3 separate regions of the Mus musculus genome follow, and regions 1 and 3 are each linked to region 2. The links are chromatin loops, found by intact Hi-C in ENCODE. Cell type or tissue: heart. All regions are shown on one strand. Region 1 holds the start of Gm46817 (a long non-coding RNA gene). Region 2 holds the start of Wars2 (tryptophanyl tRNA synthetase 2 (mitochondrial)). Region 3 holds the start of Tbx15 (T-box 15).

Region 1 (8,000 bases), 100 kb after region 2:
CACCACTACCCTCCAGGAAGGTGAAAGACTATTGTCTGGTTCTCTACCAGACCTGCTGCAACCTTGGGGGAAACAGAGAAGGTCTTCCCATCTCTCCGAGACTATTTCTGGAAGGTGCAATGGGAAGGAAGAAACACATCAAGGTCTGCTCCTTGAAGCAGAATCTGTCTACTGCAGCCCAGAAGACAGAAAAACATCTATGCCTGCCTTCCCTCTCTCCTCTGTCCTTCCTAGCATTTGGGAAATCCAATGACTCTAGAAGGAAGCCTTCTTTCTATAAGGGGCCAGGGCCCAGAGAAATATTCTTGAAGGCAGAAGTGCAAAGGGAAAGGTTGTAGCCAGTGGATCAGTCTAGAATGCTCCAGACTCCCTGACCCTAGAACTTACAAAGGACTATTTGTCTTCATCCAATGAGAAGGGGGTAGTGGTCAGGACCCAGTTGGGTGGAAGGGAGGTAGAAGGGTGCAGAGGTCTCTCCCTTCCCAACCCAAAGGATTACCAGATTGCCAAGCTGTGATAGTCTCTAGTCAACCCTTCAAGTGAACATGGGCTCACTTCTACTTCATTGCAGGGAGCTCTCAGGACAATGTATTCCAGAAGCCCCTCTCTGGAAACATGCTTGATCCACGGAAACTCTCCTAATGAGTCAAGGAGCTGGAAATCTCTGCCCCTGGGCTTTCTCCTGCACCTGCCCCACCCACATCAGAGGCTAAGGCCCAGAGGAGCATCAGGACCTGTTCCTGTTTTGCTATTTATAATGAAGGAGAGCGGTGACAACCCAAAGCTCTAGCACAGCGGCAGGAACCTCCGGGGCTACTTTTCACAACAGCCAAAAAAAAAAAAAAAAAAAAAAAAAAACCCACGAAACCAAATCCCAACTCAACAGTGTTGAATCAGCTGCTCACTCTACCTGGCCCGCCCAGTGTGATCTACAGCTCCCCCACCCCGATTGCTAACGGTTACCTGGGGACAAATTAAGAAATTGAAAATGCTGAGCTTGAGAAGTCGAATTCCTTACACTATCTGGGGTCGTTAATCACGGACCAGAACCGGCAAACAGGAAAAGCTCTGTGTCTGCGCGGTGTGCAGGTGGCAGGGCTCAAAGGAAGATAAGTACCGCAGGCCGCACAGTCTCGGAATGACCCTCAAGCCCGCAGTTGACAGGTTCTGGGAATCAATGGACTGCCCTGCCCGTCCCAATTTATAAATGAGGAATGTGCGCTCAGTCATCAGACTTGTGGGAGGTTATCCCTGACTCGGTGGCCCCAGAGAATCGGTCTGCACTCTCACTTGATCTAGAAGGAAGGTTTCTCACCCGAGGTGTGATGAGAACAGAGCTTCAGCGAGTCCTAAAGTAACTCTAAGAGTGGGCTGGCTTGGTGGAAGTCCTGTTCTAAGAAGAGTGAGACACAGAAGATTTACAGATGTGTGTGTGTGTGTGTGTGTGTGTGTGTGTGTGTGTGTGTGTGTGTGTGTGTTGTGCAGACCAATAAGTGGTGGTAGCTGGCTTAGGGGTAAGCATCTGTGACAATTGAAACCTAGCTGGGAAACCTGGGGCTTGGGATCTGTTGCCTGGCCAAGGGTCTTCCCTGGCAGATACATTAGCCTAGGACGCCTGCCATAAACTACGACCTTTTGCACCTTTTGGTCCCCCAGTCCAGACATCCTCCTCCTTCCTCCTGAGTCCTTGACATGGGATCCTTGACATGGATCCAACTTACTGACCTCATGTCAGTAGGTACTGAGACACTCTGTGTGCCAGCACATCAGAGGGTTCCAATCATAATCCTCACAGTGTTGAGCAAAAAGGTTTGCTTCCACCATCTCTTCTCAGCAGCCCTATATCTGTGGGGACAATTTGTTTAGTGAAGCTCCAAAGACAATGGAAAGTTCCGGAGTTTTCCTGGACGTAGTGTTCAGGAGGCGGGGCCGGGACCCGCTGACGGCGGTTTCTCCGGCCCCGTCCCCCCCCCCCCGCCCCCCAGCCACAGGGCAGCAGAAGGAGGCAGGCACCCAGCCTACTCCTGCCCCTCGGCCGGCCGGAGGACCTGCGGCTGCCTGGCCCACCACCTCTGCACCTGCCTGGCTGAGGTGAGATGCCCGGCATAGTGAGGGTGGTGTTTACCTGCCAGCACCCCGCTGCTGGGCTGCCAGGGGTCGCTGACCTCCAGTGATGGGTGGGAGAAGGGATCAGAGCGGCGGGTGGATACACCACTGGAGTGGGAAGGCAAGAATATTTAGGTGACACAGATGAAAGTCCTAACTTTGCAAATCAGAAACTTGGGGCCAGTCCACAAAATTATAGAGACTCTGTTTTCCTTATTGAGAAACGAGAATAATAACATATTGTTCCCTCCCACCCAAAGGGATGACAAATCTCTCTGGTCTGAGGAAAGACCTAGTGGGCGGTTGAGAGGTTGTGGGATCCTGGGCACGAAGATAAGGAGCACTTTCGATTGTTTTAATCTACCCTATCTTAGTAAGAGTTGAGGAAAATACCGAACAAAGCAAAACAAAACTCTAAAATGTAAATCGTAAGAAGCGGCCGACTCCGGAGCCAGGTCCAGCTCACTGAGCCGGAGATCCGGAGATCGCTCCCGGAGATGCAGCGCTCTAGCTGAAACAAGGTCTAGCTCTGCCGCTTGGTCCCTAAAGTTGCTAGGAGCGTGGGGTGTAGCAGTCCTAGAGCGCGCCTTGCTCGGAGGCAGGTCGGCCGAAAGTGTGCGCAAGAAAGAGCACGCCTCTGTGCCTTTTGTCCTCCGTCCCCAGATAATTTCCCGTAGCAAAATCGAGAGGTGAGCAACTTCTCCCGGGTTCTCAGATCAATTTGCAGCCAGCTTATTCGGTCGTCCAAATTTGATTGTCTTGAGAAGTGGCTGAGCTCCCCGGAGCACAGCTCGGGCAACCCTGCTACCTAGCTCAGCACTATCCGCGACGGGGGATTGGGGATGGAAGAAAGTGTCCCGGGGTCCCAGGGAAGTCTGGCCTCATCCATCAGTCCGTGTAGTCAGTAGCTCACACTGCGGGTTCACAAAGAAACAAAACAACCAGCGAGAGTCCAGTTAATCTCCGCACGGAACTGACCCGGGTGGTCCGAATAGCGAGAATCCTAACCTGTTTCTCCCCAGTCCCTTGGGCGAAGCAGCTGGCAGTGCCTCGGAAAGCTAACGGGAATCTCTGACAGCTAAATCTGCCCGGACGCGACGACCTCGGGGGAGGGAGGTCGGCTAAGTATTGGAGTATTTGTTTAATTCCACAGTCTGGGATCAGCCACCCCTCTTCCTCTCCCTCACCACGCCCCCTGAGCCCTCAGCCTCCTGGGGAAGTGCAGGGGCCCTGGGGCTCTGAGCCTAGGGGCGAAAGCAAGGAGTTGGGGAGATTTTGTGTTCAGAACCAGTGCGGCAAATAGCTTCTCTACTACTCAGCCCACGAAGTTAGAAAGATAGAGAATTTAAATACTATAGTCCAAACTCGCTATACACAATACTTTGATGTTGGGCATTCATGACCACCTCCCCACCACCACCCCGGCGAATCTCACTTAAGTACCAGAAACAGACACTTTGATCCCTCAAAGTAGCAATTTATAGTTCTTTAAATTTTTTCTGTTTTCTGTTTTTTTTTTTTTTTTTTTTTTTTTTTTTTTTTTTTTTTTGACTGGACTAGGGAAAAATAATCCCGTGAATGCAGGACTGAGACCAGCTTTCAGGCCCTGGCCGGGTAGTGAGTTCAGGGCACCAGGATCCTGTGTTCACCCGGGGTTGCCTGGCGCTCATTTCTCCTCGCCAATGTCTTTTGAGTCTCTTCTTTAGGAGGACCAGTTGATGTGATTCACCCCCAGGCTTTATTTGCCTCTGACTATTAAATTCGGAGGGGTCGAGCGGGGGAACTTGAGGAAGGGCTAAAGTTGGGGCTCCAGTTCCCGAGATCAACTGGAAAAAAGTTGGGGCTCCAGTTCCCGAGATCAACTGGAAACTGAGGAGACGCCCAGAAATAAAAGCACTTTTCCAGGAGGGGAGGGCTAGGGGATATAGTGGGCCGCTGTCAGCCAGTTCTCATCCAATTCCATCGCTGCCAAATGTTAGGCCGATGTGAAAGCTTTCTCTACACTTTGCTTAACAACCCAAAATTGGATTACAGATAGGGAGGGGCGGACATATAAAACAGCAAACACCACTGGCTTCCCTCCAGCACCAACCAGGCGCAGCTCAGGGTCTCTCATTTTTCTACTAGGCCGAAATGGCAGAACTCCCCGCTCCCAGGGTCGGCTTCCTGGCTCCCATTTCCCAGGGACCCGCAGGCTTCTGTCTTTCTTCCCAGACCCCCACCATAGCTGTCTCTTTCTTTCCCTGGATGCCTTACATCAATGCTTGGGGAAGAAGAGCAAGAGGTCCATCCTACTGGTCCTTCAGTTGACTCACAGGCGCAACAGGCTTTCAGTGTTAGGAACCCTCCATAGAGCACTTCACTCGGGCTTTGGGGCTGCTTTGCTATAGCTGACATTCTGACATTTGGGGCTTTTCTCCAAGTCTCCTGCAGGATTCCTGCTCTCTCTGGACAGATTTACCCCAAATTGGTATTGTGCGAAGCTTCTTGGAAAAAAATAGGTGGAGGTTAAAGATATATATTTTATGTTGAGCTGGGGTTGTAGGCCTCTTTTATCTTTTACGTTGTTACCGTTTCTTTCTTCTTTTCCTTTTGTTCCCCTATTAAATTCTCGTGTTCTTTTAAGGCTCCCTAGCTTTTAATTTTTCTCAAACCTTCTTCAGTCCTAAAAACCCGATGTTCACCTTCTTCAGGTGGCCTTTGAGGAGGCTAATGATGACCCTGCTTACTCATGCTGTTATACCCAGACAGATCACGACACTGGGGACAGTTAGCAAAGCAAAGTTGGGGGTTTTAGTGTCCTCTGGAGCCCAAGGGCATCCTCCCAGGACACATTTTTTTTTTTTCTTGTTCCAGGAGTATGTAGGAGTTGGGCTTGGCATGATTCAGTGACGCATTAAAATGCAGGCAAATCATGGTGGCGCACACCTTTAGTCCCAGCACTTGGGAGGCAGAGGCAGGTGAATTTCTGAGTTCAAGGCCAGCCTGGTCTACAGCCTGAGTTCCAGGACAGCCAGGGCTACACAGAGAAACCCTGTCTCAAAAAACAAGCAAGCAAACAAACAAACAAAAAAAAATGCAGGCAAATTTGATGAAAGGGGGCAAACAAAAGTTCCAGGCAGTAAGGTGCAGAGGTGGGGTATGTGAAACAACACAACTGAAGAGATGAGGAGACCTATGGAGAACAGATAAGGACACCACAGGGTCAATGGTCTGCAATACCCTGTGGTATTGAGCATGGGCTCAACCCTGGGACGGCATAGCTTCTCCTTGACAAGATGGGATGTTTTAATCACACTGAACAAAACTGGTTCTCCAATGAAACAGGATTTGCAAATCAAAAGGAGGAAAAAAAATATGGCCCAACAAGTGAGGTTGCCAACATTCTACCAAGAAACCTAAAATGGGAGAAGGGGACTCTTCTTCCATTCTGCCCTCTTTTCTCTCCTCTGGATCCAATCAAAGCTGGTTGTGACAGAGGCCAGGCTGTTCCAGGGTCTTAGCTTCATTTCACTCACTGTTTTCCCACCCTTGCTGGAGGCTAGAGGTGGAGGGAGGAGTAGGCTCTGGAACTGATAAAGGCCAGAAATTCTTGGATGCAGTAATGTAGCCAAATGATCAACTATTGAAGTATCACAGCCCAGAGACCAGGAGAGACTACAGCATCCTGGAGGATGCTCCTGCCCAAATGGTTTACCCAGGATGAGCTGACTTTACCAGAATCCCTTGGGCAATCAAACCTCTGTCTTTCCAACCCACCCCACCCTGCCCCACCCTTTTCTCAATCCCTCCCTCCTTCCTCTCCCTCTCACTTTTTCTCTCCCTCTCCTGTCTCTTTCTGTCTCTCTGTCTCTCTGTCTCTGTCTCTCTGTCTCTCTGTCTCTGTGTCTCTGTCTCTGTCTCTCTCTCTCTCTCTCTCTCTCTCTCTCTCCTTCCTCTGATACCAAATCTGATTTCTGAGGCTTTGGATACTCAAGTATAAGTGATTGATACTTAGAAGGGCCAAAAGATTTGTTCTTCATTTGAATATATTAATTGGATTTAGGTTGTAGGCATGGTTTATCATGGTGTTTGGACCATGGCTTTCCAATTCAACCCTACATGTGTATCAGGACCAGGATCAGGGAACAAGGGGAAAGCCTGGTAGCACTGAAGGTCTATCTAAGGTCAGTAGCAGCTCTCTAGTGACCATAAAGTTTCAAACATAGCCCCTCTCCCAAGCTAGATGAGCAGATCTGTCTTCAAGAACTAACCCCCTCTGACAGCATACCCTGTTTTCTGGGTATTAGGTACAGCCCTCCACACTTCTGAGATGGACATGTTCTTCAAGCTGAAGTAGACACTGGGAAGAGTTTCTGTTGCTTTCTAATCACATGTCTCAGCAGCAAGTGTATATGGAATCTCCAAAAGTTGCTAATTAGTGGGGTGGGTGAAAGGCAGGGAATAGGTAGCTCTGATGTTGGGACACTAAAGAGTTATTGTTATGGGAATGAAAGTTTGCTCAAGCCCAGGCCCTAGTAACTGAGTTGCCTGGAGCCCAAGAGGCCAAAAGCAAGCTTTTCAAGCATGATCTTTACTGGATGCGCCCAGCCTGAGAGGAGTGCTTTGGATTACCTTCCTGCAAGCAACCACTGGTACCTGCACAAGGATACCCTCTCTACCTGGCTGCACCTCCCATCGGGAAAAGATGGGAAGTGAGCTCCTACCTCTTTGCTCCATGTTAAAGTAGATTTCATGCTGAAACTGGGACAGACTCCAATGTGTATTTATAACTGGGCTGGCATTCTTCATCCCATATAAGACAGTTCTATTGGTGCTTCCCAATATCTAGCCACTTCGCTTGGGTTTCTTGAAGGCAGGGAGAACCTAGATATGCAATTTGCTTCAGTAAACATACAGGAAGAGAGGCTAGGGGGTATATGGGGTTAAGAGGGGTTAAGAATTCTGGCTCTGAAGCAAGGTTACCTGCACTAAAAGCTGTGATATCCTTGCCAAGTTACATAACTCCTTTTTACCTCACAGTTTCTCCGAGTGTAAAATGTGGCTGGTAATACCAGTTCTTGGCTCATAGAAGTCGAAGTGGGTGGAGTGAGTTGGTCCATGTTAAGCACTTAGCACAGGATCCAAAAGGCTCAATAAACATTAGTTCTTTACAAGTGGTTCAGGCCGGAAAGAAGAGAGAGAGAGGAGGGGGGAGAGGGAGAGAGGGAGAGAGGGAGAGAGGGAGAGAGGGAGAGAGAGAGAGAGAGAGAGAGAGAGAGAGAGAGAGAGAGAGAGAGAGAAAGAGAAGAGTGGGTGGAAAGAGAAGCAAGCTGTAGGAATACACACTTCTTATCCTTTCTGTCCTGGAAGCCCCTGTGGTCTATGCATAGCATTGCCTTTTCTTGTTATCTGGGTTGGGTACAAACTTTCCAATAGTGAAGAAGCTGGGAGTATCCAAGGACAGACAGCAGCATAGTTCTGGCCCACTCCAGTGCCACTAACCCTTGCTTCCAAGAGTCATCCATCTCCCTAATCAATTGGTGTGGCAGACACCATTGAGAGTGAGGAGCATGAATTCATTTTCCTTTTGGAGAGTGTCTTCACCTGTCTGGACCAGTCAGTTGTCCATATGAAGACTTTGGGAAGAATGTGAACTGAGTAAAAAAGTACCCCGTTAGGGATAGACAATCTTCCTCACTCCTGGATGCCCTGGGTATTTGACTGTGAGCTAGAAAGCAAAGCCTCATGGGGTGCTCTTAGTGAAGGGATGGTTTTAGCCCACCCTTTCCTCAGCAGCAGGCTCATGGTGGCATTGATGCCTCTCCACAGATACCTACATATGTGTGCCTACTCTAAAAGGCTGACCAGGTTATAAAAGCAAATCCCAGCCATTTTAAAGGCTCATAGTTTTT
Region 2 (8,000 bases):
ACCAGCTTCGCACTCACTTTCATGGGCATGGTGGTTATCTCATGCAGGAGTAGGACCCCACCAATCCCTTTGACTTTTGTTTATATAATCGGTCCAGGGTAAGAAGTCATGGTCAGAGAGCTGTTGCTGTACTCCCATAATTATCCCTTTTCTTTCTGTTATGGAGTCGCCTCCTCCGTATTGAAAGAAAGCACACTCGATATGCACGAAGGGTTGGGATGAGTGGCTTATGCTTAAAGTAAGTTTTGAATACAATTGCCATCTAATTTTTACAGTCTGCAGAATTCTTCTCTAAGTGGATAAATGTGTAGGCTGACTCTCCATTACCTTGATCAGCACCTAATGTTAACCTGACACTTAGAATTAAATTAAAGAAACAGAACTGGATACTTTGAGACTTGGGGGCTGATTATACTAGAGCTAAGAATGGGTTTAAACTCTTCCCTTATCCCATTTAAATCTAAGTAGGTATAAACTCTCCATTACTGGGGAGTAGAGGTGTGTCTGCTGAGGTGGGGTTCCCTTGATGTTCTCGGACAAGGAAACCCAATCCTCCCTTCTGACACACATGGTTGCAATAGAAACAGCTCCTCAACTGCCTGTCTGGTTTTAATCTGTTGTTTCTTGCAAGAGAGGATTTTCTGGGAATGTTAGGAAGAGAGCAAAATTACCAGAACTTACTATAAAATAAAAGTGTTGATGAGAAATCAAATTTTAAACAAGGGTTCAAACTCCTAAGCATGAACACACATAGACACACATGGTACGTGCTACGAGTATAAGAATACAAAAGTTTAATATTTCAAGGATGTCTGAGGATTGCTCTAGTAATTAATTTATTTCTCATTTTAAGAAAATGCTTCATCTTACTTAAAGAATCCCAGAAGTAAAATGTTGTCATTAAACACAGTATGTCACTTAAACAACTTGGAGAAATTTTCTGTATGATCAAGTTTAGTTTTTAAACTTAACTTTTTAAAGTATTTTAAAAGTATTTTATATGGAAACACGTTTAAAGTAAATTATACGACTTTTTAAAGATTCACCGTCATTATTAATAAAGATATTTGTTAAACTAAGCAGTCCCTGTACACTGCTCCTTTTAGAAGGTGGTTTAGAAGGTGACAGATTTTTGGTCATTCTTGTTCCAATATTAAAATGTTGTTATAAAAACAAAGTACAAAACTAAATAGAACTGGCTCTAGTAGGCTTTGTGTTTTTTTTTTTTTTACTTTCAGTTGTTGCTTCTGCCTGTTAAAAGAATCCCTATCTTTTTTTAAACCTTAAGTCATATAACTTGATAAAATAAAATTTAGACTTAAAACATATATTTGCTCTGTGTAAGATTCTTTCCTAAGTGATTGGAGAAATGTTAAGATTCATGACTTTTGGTAGTATAATAAATACTGTATAGTCTTTGTCTGTGCAACAACTCAGCTGAGTGACACCTTGAGTTACAAAGTTACCACTATGGTGCAGAAAAAAATAAACTCTAACAACATCTTACAGTCTACAAATAATAACCTCAAAGTACTGTAAATGCATTGATGATGCATTAACAAAAAGTAAATCTTTTACCAAGACTGAATCCAGATTTTTCTGTTGCCTCGTTTTTGTAATCTGTCTGTTGTATAAGTTTGAATCTGTGCACATGTGAATGATGTCATGAGAATCTATCCCTGTGTCTGTGTGTCCCTAGCAAAAGGCTTTTGCTCTGTATTTATTGAAACAGAAAAGCATCTCATGGGGAAAATATGGATACTTTAACAGAATCTTTAACAAAATTTTACAAAGGATGGGACTTTACTGATTCCAAGTGACCCAGCTAGAAACAAAATCCATCAAGCAATAGCTACATGCTGCTTCCAGCATTTGTGGTGGATTTGTTGTGAGGTTTCGTTCAACCGATTTGTTGCTTTAAACAAATGACTACCATATAACGTACAGAGACATATATGCTTTGCTCTGTAGGTCAGAGGCATGGAAGGGTATGTATCTTAATATTATAGCAAAGCATTAGCTCCAGTTATAAAGGTTGATTGCCTGGGAAATACGAGGCAAATAAGGTTGGTTATTACATTGTTCTCTTTTTTATTTTTTGGAATTATATCATTTCCTCTGTCCCTTGCTCTCTTAAAGGCAGATTAAACAGGCTCAGTACACAGAAGCATAGCAATCTTTATTGACTTCAAGGGGTATTATTAACTTATCTGTGAGGGCCAGCAAAAGTATGTAAGGGATATTTTCATAATAATGTAAGAGATGTTTTCCTAATAATGAGTCACAACAGCAAATGATTTATTCAAACATTATGGTATTGAAGGCGAGTATTGATAAAGTGTCTTTACTGAGAACGTGTCCTGGAGATATCCCCCCCCCCCATTAAAATGTTACCAGTACTAGATAGGCACCTGGGCAGAAGACTCTGAAAATGCACTGGCATCACTGGCTTGATGCCAGGGTTTTTTATTCTGCAATCTGGATAGCTAAGAACATTAGAAGTCTAATGTTAACTCCTGGGGTTATAATCTAATTAATTATATAGCTATGCAAATAGTAATACTTTGCTTTCTATCTGAAGACTAGACACCTAAGGCATTTATAAAACCCCATGTTACAGTAACCATTGTCTATATCTTCTCTTGACTGGCTTTGTCCTGGGCTTCTGCTACACCATGTGTCTTGGGTTTTCTATTAATTCCTGGCCACTTTATTTCCATTACTCGGCCACTTTTTATTCTAAATTCAATCTAGTTTATTCAGTTTTTGGAGTCTATTACCATGTTTTGTAGCTCAAGTGTCCCGTTGGCTCTATACTCGGGTATGTAGTCAAAGTGCATTGCACCTGGAAATACATGTGCCTCAAATTTTAACAACAAAATCATATTGTTATGTTCTGCTGAGGGCGGAACCATGGCTTCTTCAGCTTTCTCCACCTCATACCTGTAATTCCTTCCCTGCTCACTTCCAGTTACTCTGGAACAATTGCATGCTTCTAAGATTTTATTGTATGACTGGAGTTTTATCTTACTTTAGATTTCAACTCCTCGGGAGTACAGGCATCTCAAATACAGCTTACTGCCTATGAATCTTTGATAATTTCCAGTATGTGTTTCTTAGACTAATATAACCAATGCAATGGGATTGTGTCAAATCTGCTCTTTATATTTTTTACTGATTTTTAATCTGAGAGTTTTCAGTTCACTGAGAGAAGTCATCATCTTTACACAAAACATCTTCCATCAAGCATCACTGGTGTCATTGTTACTGAACCTCCGCGGAGCACTGCAGCTCTAAGCATTGTCCACTCTGAACTTGGTACTTGCTTCTATATCACCTCGTCAGTATGCATAATTCATTCTCTGAACCCATGAGACCCCACACTTCCGGAAGGCAAGGTACACACATATCCATCAGTGTTTCACTCAGGGCACTAGAGTAAAGTTGCAGACCCGATGACCAGCATGTAGGTCTCAAAAAGTCATTTATGGTCCTCTAAGAGAAGCAGGCTTCATTCTTAAGAGACACGAATGGAAAGCTGCATCTGGAAGCTTGATTAAAAAACAAACAAACAAACAAAAAACTACATGACTTTTTCCTGTAAGAAATAAGTCAATGGAGGGAAAATGAAATAAACCCAGTTCAACTTCAAAACTGTGAGAGCTGACGTTTATTGGTCTAAGGTTCAGTATCAATGAACACAGGATAGCAAGTCATGTAGTTTTGTATTAGAGAGCAGGTGGTGAGACATGGCTTTGCCAGAATCATTGACTGCTTTTCTTCGGAACTGCAGGGTGAGAAATTACCTATTTTTTTCCACCTTTGGTCTCCAAGGAAATCCGAAGGTGCTAGGATTCCAGGAGCCGTGGGTCTGTTTTTAGCCTTCGTTTAGGGTGGGTGATTTCCTTTACTTCCACGTCTAAAGAGCAACAACTCATTTCTTGAGTCTCCCTCAAGGAAGCTGGCACAAAGGAGAAGATGGTCGGGAAAACACTAAAGCCTAGGGCCACCTATTCCAAGGCGCACCTGCGCTGCAAACTTAGGAAACATCGGTACTGAGCTACTTTGGCCAGCGGCAGCCCAGAGGACAGGCGCATGCGTAGTAAGCACAACTCGGCTCGCCCGCAGACGTCATTCCGGGCCGGCGGCCCCGCCCTTCTCAAGATGGCGCTGTTCTCTGTGCGGAAGGCCCGTGAGTGCTGGCGCTTCATCCGGGCACTTCACAAAGGACCCGCAGCAACTCTGGCTCCCCAGGTAACCCGAGCCGGTCTTCTGCTTTAGGTCTCCGATCCTGCGAGCGCCTTCCCGCTCCCCTTCCCTTCCGCCACTTATTTCTCCCTTCCTGCTTCCTGTAAAGAGCCCTCCACACTTTCTCTCCGAGGTCCACTAGCCTATGACTGTCCCCAACTCAGACCACAGCGACGTTGCACACATGTGACCGCAGGAGGTGCTGCTGCTGGAAAGCACACGCCGCCGGGCCGCGTGGCCAGTGTTGCCTGGCAACGCAGGAAGCCATCTCCTGAAAGAGTGTGACGTTATCAGAAACTTAGTTGCTCTGCGATCGATCGTTCTCTTGCGCACCGTTCTGTTACGTTTTTAGCCTCCTCCCCCTTACAACTTCCCGGGGTGCAGCGGAGAAATCAGAAAAGTTTTCTTAGAATTGGGTTGTTTAGGTTAGTGCAGTAGCTAGCGTGTGGAACGCGAGCAAGAATCGGTGCTCGGTGATCCTTAGGCGCCTGCATCTACCAGGCCCTGTAACCAACAGCAACAAGCTGCCGAGGTACTTCATAGTGTTGCTTGCCTGGCAGCACTGCGATTACCACGACTGAGCTGATGAGCATGATATATTATGTCGAGCCCCGCCACATTTGCATTTTATCCTCAGAGCCAAAAGGTGTTGGGGAATTTGCTTTGTTCTGACAAGCACAAAACATCCCAGAATATATCAGTTTGACATAGATGATCTCGGAAGTCTTGTCTGAGAGCGGGAAGGAAACTTGAACTTCTGTGATGAAGTAATTTTTACACATTGCATATTCATAGCCATTAATGCACAGATATGACATGAGGGTGTCATGTTGTAACTGATGTATTATTGGAAAGCTTTCTGGCCTGGTCCTAAAAGTTCCTGGCTTTTTCTAACATTTGCTAGCTGTGTTACAGAACCAGTTGTAATCCTCTGGGCAGATGGAATAGAGGGAGAATTGGAGTGATTGGCATGTTGATGTACTTCCAAGACTGGAAAGCTTATGGGTTCATGACTATGAAGGTAAAACATAGCCAGCAAGAGTAGATGAAACTAGCATGTAATATTATATTTTGAATCATCCCACAAGTTACTCATTCTCTGAACTTACTTTTTTTTTCTTTAATGTAAACTTCACAAGATTCTTTACGAATAAAAGACACAATACTAGAAATTCAGCAAACAACTATTCAAATGTTACTTTACATTTTAAGAAACAGTGTTAGTTAAGAATTGATTCCGGCTTTAATCATCAAATGTTGTTTTTCTTGAGGTTTGGGAATTTCATTTTTTGGAATCTGATAGGCATATTAATGTGTATACAACCAAGAATATCTAGGACAGATTACTGTTTTTAAACCCTTGATTTCACTTTAAATATAAAGAATTAAATGTTAAAGTTAGTTTCTGCAGTGTTATAATGCATATCAGTTAAAAATGATAGCATGAAAGATTAAGGCAAGCCCAGTCTGGTGGCAGAGGCCTGGAATCCCAGCTATTCTGGTGGCAGAGGAGGAGGGGAGGGGGTCACAAGTTTAAAACCAGCCTGGGTGATTAAGTGAAATTCTTTGTCTCAAAATAAAAAGTGAGAGGATAGCTAAGTGGCAGGATGCTTGCTCAGTACACATGATGATGCAGGTACCAAAGCACTGATGAAGTTCTCCTGAAAGACTGATGGAAAAGATTAAACACTGTGTTCAGAATATGATGGCAGCAGTGTTTGCACAGAAGTGTTTACTCATAGGAAGAAAGACTGGAAGGAAAACAACCATTTTTGATGGGCTTTGTTCATCCTAAATAGTGGATTAAAAGTAATTGAAGCGTGCTTTAAGCCTTTGTTTTTGTGTGTTTCAAATTGCAGATATATCACTTTTATAACCAGGAAAATTTAAAAGCATAAATCTTCCTACAAACCTATAGTCACTGATGCTGTTTGGGCATTTTAAGTTTCTGAAAGAGATACCTGTCCTCTATGGCCATTATTAAAGTGGCCTTGGAAAAGGACTCCTAAAAATTTATGGCCACTCTTCCTGTGTGTGTCTTCTTTTTCTATTGAAAAGCGTCCTTTGAAGTCAAAGGGATTTTGTGAGCAGATGCAGAAATATGTGAAGAAAGAATTGGATTCTCAAACCAGATGCACTGGACATTTTTATGACATCTCATAACCTTTGTAAAAAACAAAACATTATTTTGTAAAAGCATATTATAATAGAAAGACATGCGTATTTATCATATAGGTGGTTTTATGAAACCAGGGGATGGTTAGGTTACTTGGTTATTGATTTAGGCTGTGCACTTGCCCCCTGAGGTGGGAGCAGACACGGATGAGCCACGGTGGGTTTTTGTTGGAAACTGACTGACTGAATGTATTGTGAACCTTAAGTTGTTTTAATGCTCTGCAAAAAATCTTTTTAACAGCATCTTGGTTAAGAAGTGTGGCATTAGTAAGAAGTGAAATGTATTTACTCCTCAAGGCTACATGTAAACTCAAATTCAAAATAGCAAGAAAAGGCCTAGAGGTGTGACTAGTGCTGGCCAGGTATGGGAGAGGTCCTGGGTTTAATCTTTAGTATGTTAGAGAGAGGTATAAGGGAAGAAGATATGAATACAAGCACATCCTACATATTCAATGTGGATGTCTACAATTTGTGCAGCAATGGTTTATTTTGTCAGGTGTTGCTTGACGGAAGACTGTTGAAATCTGATGAGAGGAGCGTAATCACGAAGTCAGAGAAATGGAAATCTGACATGATGTTTAAAGACTGATGGTTTTAGGTACATTGAAGCCTGTCATCATTGACTAAACACAGCATCTGTCCTCCTTTAAGCACTCATTCATGGCTGTATTTGGGAAACAGTGACATATTCTTGGTTAGAAGATTTCCCAAGACTATTTATAATCCTTCAGCTCACACATAGAAAGTCTTCATTTCATTTTTAGCCCTCTGCAACCTAGATTTGGCCAACACTGCCCTATTCTTTCTCCTGCTGATGGTCAAAACGGAGCCATTAGATCAGCGATTCTCAACCTGTGGATCATGACCCCTGTGCGACTCAAGCAATCCTTTCACAGGAGTCACCTAAGACCATCTTCATATCATATATTTACATTATGATTTTTTTTTTTTTTTGGTTTTTCGAGACAGGGTTTCTCTGTGTAGCCCTGGCTGTCCTGGAACTCACTTTGTAAACCAGGCTGGCCTCGAACTCAGAAATCTGCCTGCCTCTGCCTCCCAAGTGCTAGGATGAAAGGCGTACGCCACCACGCCCGGCTATGATTTTATAATAGTAGCAAAATTACACTTAGGAAGTAACAATGAACATAATTTTTTGCTTGAGAGTCACCACAACATGAGGGGTACTAAGGGTCGCAACATTAAGAAGGCTGAGAACCACTGCATTCGGTGGAGGAAATGTGTTTCAAAAGGAAGAGAGAACCACTGTCTTAAATTTCTGATTGCGTGATAAAACTTTTAAAATAACTTAAGATTTCCAGAGTTTCAGAATTAGTTCAAGAAATCCCTGTCTAGCCTGCACTATGCTTTGTCCTACATGCTCAAAATTATTACAAATTAAACTTAGCATCTGTGCAGTGCTGTTGCCTTAGATATAAGCCAAATTCTGATTTTGCCAGGTTTTGCAGCAGTCATATGGTTTCATCCTGAATCGATGATACAGGATCCCATGATTCATTGCTGTGTGTTCTCCAACATGGCTTACTCTATTGAAATGGTTTTTACCATTGAAAGTACTA
Region 3 (8,000 bases), 110 kb after region 2:
ATATAAAATCGGGGCTTTTCCCCCTTCACTCGCCTCTTGCCCCAACGCCGATAGAAAGCAGATAAATTTATGAAGGGCGAGCTAAGAGAATAATTACGGGGTGAAGGCCGTTAAATTTTATTTCAAGTCCCAAAGGCAAAACCTGCGATTTTATTGCAAACATCTGGAAGGACCGAGAGGTGGGCACGCTGCTGGGTTAAAATAAAAATAGACGATTTTTATTTCGCGAAAACAAAAAAACATCATTAAAGAACCTTTGCTCCCACTGACTTTTATTTTTAAAAAATCTGTGTTGGGGCAGGGGCGGGGCAGGGAGGGAGCGTTGGATAGCCAAGGACTCACGGCAGTGTCTTAGCTGTCGGTAACCAAAGCCAGCCTAGGAGACTGGAGGTGCGCGCTACAAGAGAAAAGAAAAGTGCTACTTTGGTCAATACTTGTCCTAAATTACTCTTCTTCCTCCCGCTGCAGCCTAGGGCTCCAGGCCACTCGCTTGTCACACCCCTTGCTTCTTTTACTTTGGAATGCCAGTCTGAAAGCAGAAGTGAAAGAGGTAAACACTGGCTCCAGTTTCCCAGACGATTTGATAGCTACCAGAATAAAACCTTAGGTCTGCCAGTCTTCTGTCCCCCGTCCCCAAAATAACTTGCTTATTCTTAGCTGCAAATTACTTAGATCTTCGCGGTATGGCGAAGGGAAACTGAGGTCCTAGCCTGTTAATCGACTTGCCTAAGGTCACACAGTTTGGGGTCCGAAGTAGGCCCGATCACCAGGCACACACCTCACCTTGGAGTCGCCATGATTTTTTCCCACCCCGTAGTCGCCTCATAATATTTTACACCTCCCCTGATGGCCAAGTTCATTACAATCTCCCTGCCCGCACAGAGTGTCCTTCCCACGTGTTTAGGGGCAGCCTAACTCGTCCTGCTGGCCAGCTATTCCTAACTTTGTTTTCAATTACTAACTCAAAATTATCCGAAATCAAAGCCGGCTGGTGGGTCACCTCCGCACGGAGGCATTAGCAGAGAGCGATTTAAGGTGGTATTTAGTGTGCAGGAGGGAAAGAAAATGTGCTCCGAGAATGTGGGTGGGGGTTCCATTTCTGGGATGCCTGGTTTTTCTTTATTCTTGTCCTGATGCTAGGAAATCTGTTTTTACCTTTGAAATTTTGCTGACTGGGCAGGGCCAGTTGGAGGAGGGCAGTCTTTGTGTTATCCCTTTCTTTCCTAACATCTCCCCCACCCCCTGTACAGGCTATGCCTAGATCTCATTTCCACATAGGTTTCTGCTGGTGTCCAGCGACTCCTGGGGAATCGTCTCTGGCTTTAACACACTCCCTTCCTTCTTGCATTCAAGCAGGAGCTGGGCTAGTTCCGGCTAGGGTTTTTTTTCTGTCAGTTTCAGGCCTGAAATAGACCCGCGGCAGATCCATAGCCTGTAGAATCAGCTCAGGTCACAAGGTGGAGCCTGTAGCTGGGAAGCCCTGAGAATGCCTAGACATCAGTCTCAAGCTGGGAGCCCCACTCTTTTCCCTACAAGCTAAAAGAGAAAGAAACGATGGTAACAGGATAATTTATGAAGACCTCTGAGTGATCAATAGAAGGAAAAAAAAATCATGCACACAGCCATGTCCACATTTTGGTTAACCCATCATCCTCTCTCCATTCTCTTGACTGTATCCTGTGTAACCAAGCCAAATATACCAAACCATCTTCTTCTATTTCCCCTGCACCTCTCCCAGGGACACAAATTTATACACTAAGGAGTACATACCCTTAGAGGGGTAGGTTAGATGAACTCCGATGGGGGGGGCACATTTATAGCCCCTCCCACTTTGGGGAAACTTCAATTTTCTCATTGTTTCCAAATCTGTTTGTCTTCACTTTCACAGGGTTGGTTTTTGTGGCTTAATTTGTGACTCTACCTGAATATGGGTCAGGGTGGGTGTGACTTGAAGAAGACATGAACTGATTTCAGAGTGGAGGACCCTGCTGGACATAAGCTTGGAGCAGGGGTGGGGCGGTGTGGGTAGGGTTGGTGTTGATGCTTACCTTGAAGGCACTGTTGCTGCTTCCTTTTCTCTGGGACATTTTGTCTGTGGCCAGCCATATGGGTGGGCTCATGCTGTCGGTCTAATGCTTGGGTTGGTGCCTGATTAAAAGAACTCTCTAAACGTTTTTAATTATATTTCTGTGAGTTTTCTCCTTCCCGTGTGTGTGTGTGTGTGTGTGTGTGTGCTCACACACACTTGTGCTCCTGCATGTACATGCATGTAGCATACATGCAGAGGCCAGAGGAGAACTTTGCAGAAATTGGTGCTCCTCTTTCGTCCTGTGGGTTCCAGGGATCAAATGCAGGTTGCTGGGCCTGAAGGTGGCAAGCACCCTAAAGGCTGAGCCATCAGTCCAAGGCCTCTTTCTGGACCAAAGTAGTGGGCAGGGCGGGGCAGGACTGATGTGAGCCCACAGAGGGTGTCTGTCCCATATGACACATCCATTTCTCAGTCCAAACCTGGCCTTTCAGAAAATAGGAAAAAAAAAAGTGGCTTTTAAAAAAGACAATGGGATGGAGGGAATAAATGGAAAAGTCTAGAAGGTGACCCACAGCTTTCTTCCTCATCCTGGTGAACTGTTGGCTCGTAGCCACAGGGTTCTGAGAGTCCCTATGAAACCAGAAGAAAGAGTCAGGCATGAGCTGCTGGAGGAGAAGAGATTTGTAGGGCTCCAAAGTGTCTTGTCTCCAAGACTTTTTGTAGGAACTCAGTATCCAGCCACAGCTCCAACAAGAAATGATGGTTGGTAAGGGCACCCTGACACTCATGTATTCCCTGAATCTGCCGGGACAACCGCAGATGCCCCTGGCTTTCTTATTCTTCCTGCCTGGGGACTTTCAAGTCATAGAAAGCTCCAGGAAGGCCCTGGAACCCAGGACTGACAGCAACATACCCATCAAGGAAGGCTCTTTTTATGTTTGCCCTGCCACCAGCTTTCTCTTGTCTAGGCTAGAGCATGATTTGAGGGAAATTTAAAAAAATAAAAGTTAGTCCTACCTCTTAAAAGGCCAGTGAACATTCAATCCATGGTTGTTGCTTCCAGCAGCAGAGGGCTCTTAATGATAATGGCAGGAACTAAATTTCCTTGGTTCTTGGGTCAGGCAGGGAAATGTGGCCTTTCAGAGGTGGCACAATGTCCCTTTCCTCCTTCCCTCAGCAGCTAGTTCTTTGGAGCCGCTCATAGGCTCTGTACTCCATCTAACTTAATTACTCAGACCTTGCTTAGCGCCTGGCTAGACTTATTGCTGGGCCTCCCGGTTGGTGCTAAGTTTTCCTCCTTTCCCAGCTTCATAGCCTCAGGATAGAATTATTTTGACCAGGAACTTTGGAATGGGGAAATGAGGCTTTTAGGCCTCTGCTCTGAAATAGGAGATTTTTTATTCTTTCTTTCCCTCTTTCTTCCTTCCCTCCGTTCTCTTTTTGGCCTCCGTATAAGTCTGCGATCTGAGGCCTTATGCCATTTATCCATGAGGATAAATAACTTGGTGAGCGGTTGGATAACAAAAATGGTGGGGGATGTTGTTTTAAGTTCCTAGGTTATCTGTGGTGAATGAACGGTCCTGAAAGCTTTAAAAGTGAGGCGTGGGAGCAAAGGGAGATCATTAGTAAGAGATGAGAGCCAAGTTCTGGAGATGAGGGGATTTGAAGAAATTTTGAAAAAGTTCCTTCCCAGCTATCAGAAGTCTTATCTATCTCCCCCCCACCCCCAACCCCGGCACCCGCTGTGGGTTCTTTGGAATAAGAGCCCGGGATAGGCGAAGCGCAGCTCAGAGTCTGCTGCGCTATGAAAGTTACTATTTGTGTGGTGCAGGGGCCCAGTCTAGCAGGGTAAGTTTGCAGACCCCGAGGCAAGCTAAGCGGCCCATGCAGGTCTCTTAACTCTCAGCGTGTCTGTCTCCTCCCTCCATCAGGTAGAACAAGGAGCGTGAAGTCCTGAAATGTTCAGTTATAAGGCCGAATGGCAGCAGGAAAATTTTTTGTTGTTGTTGTTTCGTTTTGCCTTAACCGGACCCGCTTAGAAAGTCATTGATCTGGAACACAGTAGAAACCTGCGTAGAGAAATTTGGGCAGATCTCAAAGCCCCTGGGGGCATGGGTGATATGATCAGAAATATCTTCTGCCTTTTTTTTTTTTTTTTTTTTTTTTTTTTTGAGGAGAGGGACAGGTTAGCATTTTGTCACAGCATCAGCTTCCCAGATCTGCATCTGAACTGAGTATGATAGCTAGCTCTATTAGATCCTGAGAGTTTGGAAGGAAACTGTATGGATTCGTATTTGGACTTGTAGAGTCTATAAGGGCGAAGATCAGATTTTGACTTTGAGCTGTCCCGACTGCCCTCCTCCTACAGAGAAACAAGTCGGGTGCCGGGAAGCCAGGGGTTAAAGTTGGCAGAGAAGCATCCTGGGGATGGCCAGCGCACAGCCTTGGCCCGAGCCTCAGTCTCTCCCTTCTCCCCATTGGCCCGAGCTCTCGGGCTTTCTCTTGTTCCTTTCTTGCCATTGGCTGGGGGCTGGCTTTCCTCCCCTCTGCCTTTTTCTGCTCCCCCTCCCTTTTCCCTCACCCCTCGGACAGGAGCTCACTGCCTACCCCCTGTTCCTCGGGAAGGGAGGAATTCAGGGGGGAAAAGTTTCCCAGAAGTTTGGATCAGGGAAGGACGGGAAGAACGAGTGGGGAAGGGGGAGAGGGAGGAGAAAAAGGAAGAGGGAGTGAATTTAAAAAAAAAAAAAAAAAAGAAAGAAAGAAAAGAAAAAAAAAAAAGAAAAGATGAAGTTCAGTCAGCAGAGTTTGTGAGCGCCTGCCCGGGTGGGTGGGGAGCTGGACTCAGTGCTCCATGCAACGGGCGGGCGGCGTTCCCCGCGCTAGTTCCTAGAGGCTGGGGCAGCTGGGGGCACCGGTCTGATCCGGCGGTCGAGGGCGGGGGAGGACACGGAGGGAGGGCGCAGATCACCCGCGGAGCCGCCGCCCCAGTTTCGGCCGCGGCGCCGCCGCCTCTCCAGGGCCGGGTCGGCGGGCGCTCGGAGCGTGCGGCCGCGGGGCTGCCAGCTCAGTAGCGCGGGCTAGAGGAGACCCGGGTGCGGGCGGCTAAAATGAGTGAACGGAGAAGATCTGCAGTCGCCCTGAGCTCCCGAGCACATGCCTTCTCCGTTGAAGCCTTGATCGGCTCAAATAAAAAGCGGAAACTGCGAGACTGGGAGGAGAAGGGGCTGGACTTGTCCATGGAGGCGCTGAGTCCCGCAGGCCCACTCGGAGACACAGACGACCCGGCGACACACGGCCTGGAGCCCCACCCGGGTGAGTGTGTCGGATCGGACGACGGGAGGCGGGTGGAGAAGGAACACCAGCCGGTATCCCCGCGAGTGGAGGGAGGCCCTGCCTGCTGACTCCCTGCCTCACTCCGACGGGGGTTCCTTTTTCTTGGCATAAATACCTTGAGCCTCCCTAAATTCGCCGGAACCAATTTGGGGGCCTGGCCCGAGCCTTGCATTTTAATCGCCAATTTCAAGGCCTACTTGCGTCCATCCCCCTTCTCTTGTGTCAGAGACTGAGGGCTGCGGGTCCCTGGGTTTGAAAGAGCTCAGTCAAAGACACTGGAGAAAGAGCCCAGTGGATCTGAGACTTGCTTCCGTGCTTCTGAGAGCCCCCGAGTGCTGCCAGACGAAGCCTATAAGGCAGCCATGGGAAATGTTCCGGTTTTCTCTTTTAGTTTCTCTCTCAACTAAGTTTTAGATGGTGGAGTATAATTATTTCTATTTCACTGGGGACATAGTAGATAGACACTGTATCCTGAGACCCAGGTCTTTAATCCGTGCCCACATCTCAGTATTTGGGTGGGTGCACGTTTCAACTAATTTTCTTAGATCTCTCCATATTGTACATAATTAATATGCACAAAACACTTAAAACTCAAGGCGGATGTCAATGTGTGTATTTTAACAGAACCCTAAGAGGGAGAAAACAGCTTCACATTTTGTATTTAGTGCCAAGATTTCAACAGTGCAAAACAGCCCGGGGGAACAGCTGTTGTCAAAATCCTGTAAGCACGCTCACAAACACTACACTCATAACTCGGTTTAGCGGCTTCAGAATATTTTCAACAACTAGTATTTTCAGCCCAGATTTCTAAGGCCCTGCAGAAGGTGTCCCTGCGGACCAGCTAGGATCCAGGACTAGACTCCTTGTCCTACACGGCTTGGGGGTGGGGGGGAAGAGTCAGGCAGCCGCCCACACAGGAATGGGAGCAGCAGTAGGCTCGGGAGCTTGAGGATCCTGGCCTGAAAGCTAGCCAAAGCCCGAAGAGGGACAGCTGTCGCTTACATTTTCTCTTTCAGCAGTGACAGTTCAGTTTCCACGCTCCCGAGGCTAATAATAACTCGATTAGCCAGAGACCTGCAGAGACAGAGTTTCATGAATTCTCCGTGTTCTTGCGGCCCGTTACGGAATTTGGGTTTAGTGCTGGGGAATTATTTTTATTAGTCGATGAAAAGAAAATTAAAAGGAGATTTATTTCATCCATCCACGACTTTCTCTCTTTGGGAGCAAGGGCAGGTCCACTCGGTCTGCTGTGTGGGCAATCCAGGAAGGAACCGAAGATAGCTAATATGTGTCCTCTATTCTGCCATCCCGTCACCCAATTTATCTGTTGTCAGGATTTCAGTAAGGGTCTGTACAGTTATTGGAATGACTTATGGCAACTTTCGATTTGGGAATCTCTTGTTATTTTATCTTCCTGACAGTGGATAAGGGAGAAATTATTCGATTTAGGAAGACTGATGTCAAGGGTGCTTTTCTCTGGGGGAAGAGTCTGGGTTGCTGGGAGTGTGTCTGGTGTGTCTAAGCTCAAAAGGGCCGGCATGTGGGGGTCTCTGAAACCATTGGTATAGTTCAAAGCTCTCTCCTTCCGTCTTTCTCACCCATAAGTGAGGGAAGCAAAGAGAGGAATTGGAAAAGAGAATATTCCAGTCACGTGAATGTGGAGAGCTAGTCTCCAGAATTTTGTTTAGTAGCTCTAGTCTTGGCCTGACAAAGATTCGATGGAATATAGAGCTAACCCTTAGTGACACACTTCAGCCGCTCTGTTCCATTATTTGATTGCCTGTTTTAAAAGGAAGAGGGTACACTGAGGCTAGGAAACAACGAAATGAATTAATGAGCAAGGTTCCTGAAGAAGGGATTCAAAATTGAGAACATTGGGTAGCCCAGCATGGCCTTTGGCAGATGAGACCCTCAGGTTGGAGCTCAGGCAAGGACTTAAAGGCTTTCTTATCCTCTGGATTTGGGATGAGAAATTATCCTTCAGGGAAAAAGGGGAGGGGGCTTGGTGTGGAGACAGGCCGAACCCTGCCATAGCTGCCCATTCTGGACCCAACCACACAATTTGTGAGCAGAAATTGCCAGCTGCGTAGCTTTTCTTCCTCCTCTAGTATAGTTCCCTGTCCCCCACTCAAGGCCACATTTAGAAACACTTATGAAAGAATAGCTTAGATGGCTGAGCTATCCTGTGCAGAGCAGTACCTTTCTTCTACTGTGTTTCAGGATCTGTCTTCTGCTAGGGTGGGAGAAGTTGCTGTGTGAGTTGTTGGTCTTAGGCAGAGGGGGGAAAACACAAAATAAAACCAAACTGCCTGGGGCCTGGGGCAAGATTAAATACTCATCCGGCCAAAGTAGCTGTGTTTGTCCTTCTCACCATCTTCTCTTGGACCGATGATTCAACTATTTTCGGCTGGCCCTACCTGAGCCTGAAACCAACAGGACCGGCAGACAACCCAGGGCCCAAATTGTAAAGTTGAACAGCAAAGCAAACTTTTTTAATTCAGAGACTCGGGCCGGCCCTTTGCCTTTTCAAGACCCGATTTTCTTTCCGGGTCTGGACAAAGCTGGCTTTAGTTGGCGCCTGAGCACCCGAAGCCTGGGGCGCCAACCTGTAGCAGGGGGATAGGTGTAGGGGGGCAGC

Evidence for each region. Hi-C counts contacts between places; a loop is a spot of excess contacts. Peaks named below come from ENCODE experiments on the same cell type or tissue, not always from the same donor. Only the 100,000 strongest peaks of a DNase experiment are listed, where the experiment ranks them.
Region 1: a loop joins it to region 2, with 2.2 times the contacts of the local background. A loop is called at or near these places in 4 of 42 quality-filtered maps.
Region 3: a loop joins it to region 2, with 2.3 times the contacts of the local background. A loop is called at or near these places in 4 of 42 quality-filtered maps.

What each region holds. Positions count from the first base shown.
Region 1 is chr3:99,238,356-99,246,355 of GRCm38, forward strand. Gm38468 (a long non-coding RNA gene) reads left to right here. Exons shown (of 3, transcript XR_375892.3): 3 at 572-862. Gm46817 (a long non-coding RNA gene) reads right to left here and starts at 3,225. Exons shown (of 2, transcript XR_001783934.2): 1 at 3,115-3,225; 2 at 2,300-3,020. It also overlaps a transcript of Tbx15 not described here. In heart, no CTCF peak of the experiment used is centred here; no DNase peak of the experiment used is centred here; H3K4me3 peaks cover 1,145 bases; H3K27me3 peaks cover 7,450 bases.
Region 2 is chr3:99,136,935-99,144,934 of GRCm38, forward strand. Wars2 (tryptophanyl tRNA synthetase 2 (mitochondrial)) reads left to right here and starts at 4,156. Exons shown (of 6, transcript NM_027462.4): 1 at 4,156-4,254. The coding sequence starts at 4,165. In heart, a CTCF peak has its summit at 4,408; DNase peaks (open chromatin) are centred at 4,167 and 4,417; H3K4me3 peaks cover 1,609 bases; H3K27ac peaks cover 1,362 bases.
Region 3 is chr3:99,248,745-99,256,744 of GRCm38, forward strand. Tbx15 (T-box 15) reads left to right here and starts at 5,016. Exons shown (of 8, transcript NM_009323.2): 1 at 5,016-5,341. The coding sequence starts at 5,137. In heart, no CTCF peak of the experiment used is centred here; no DNase peak of the experiment used is centred here; H3K4me3 peaks cover 1,556 bases; H3K27ac peaks cover 656 bases; H3K27me3 peaks cover 6,760 bases.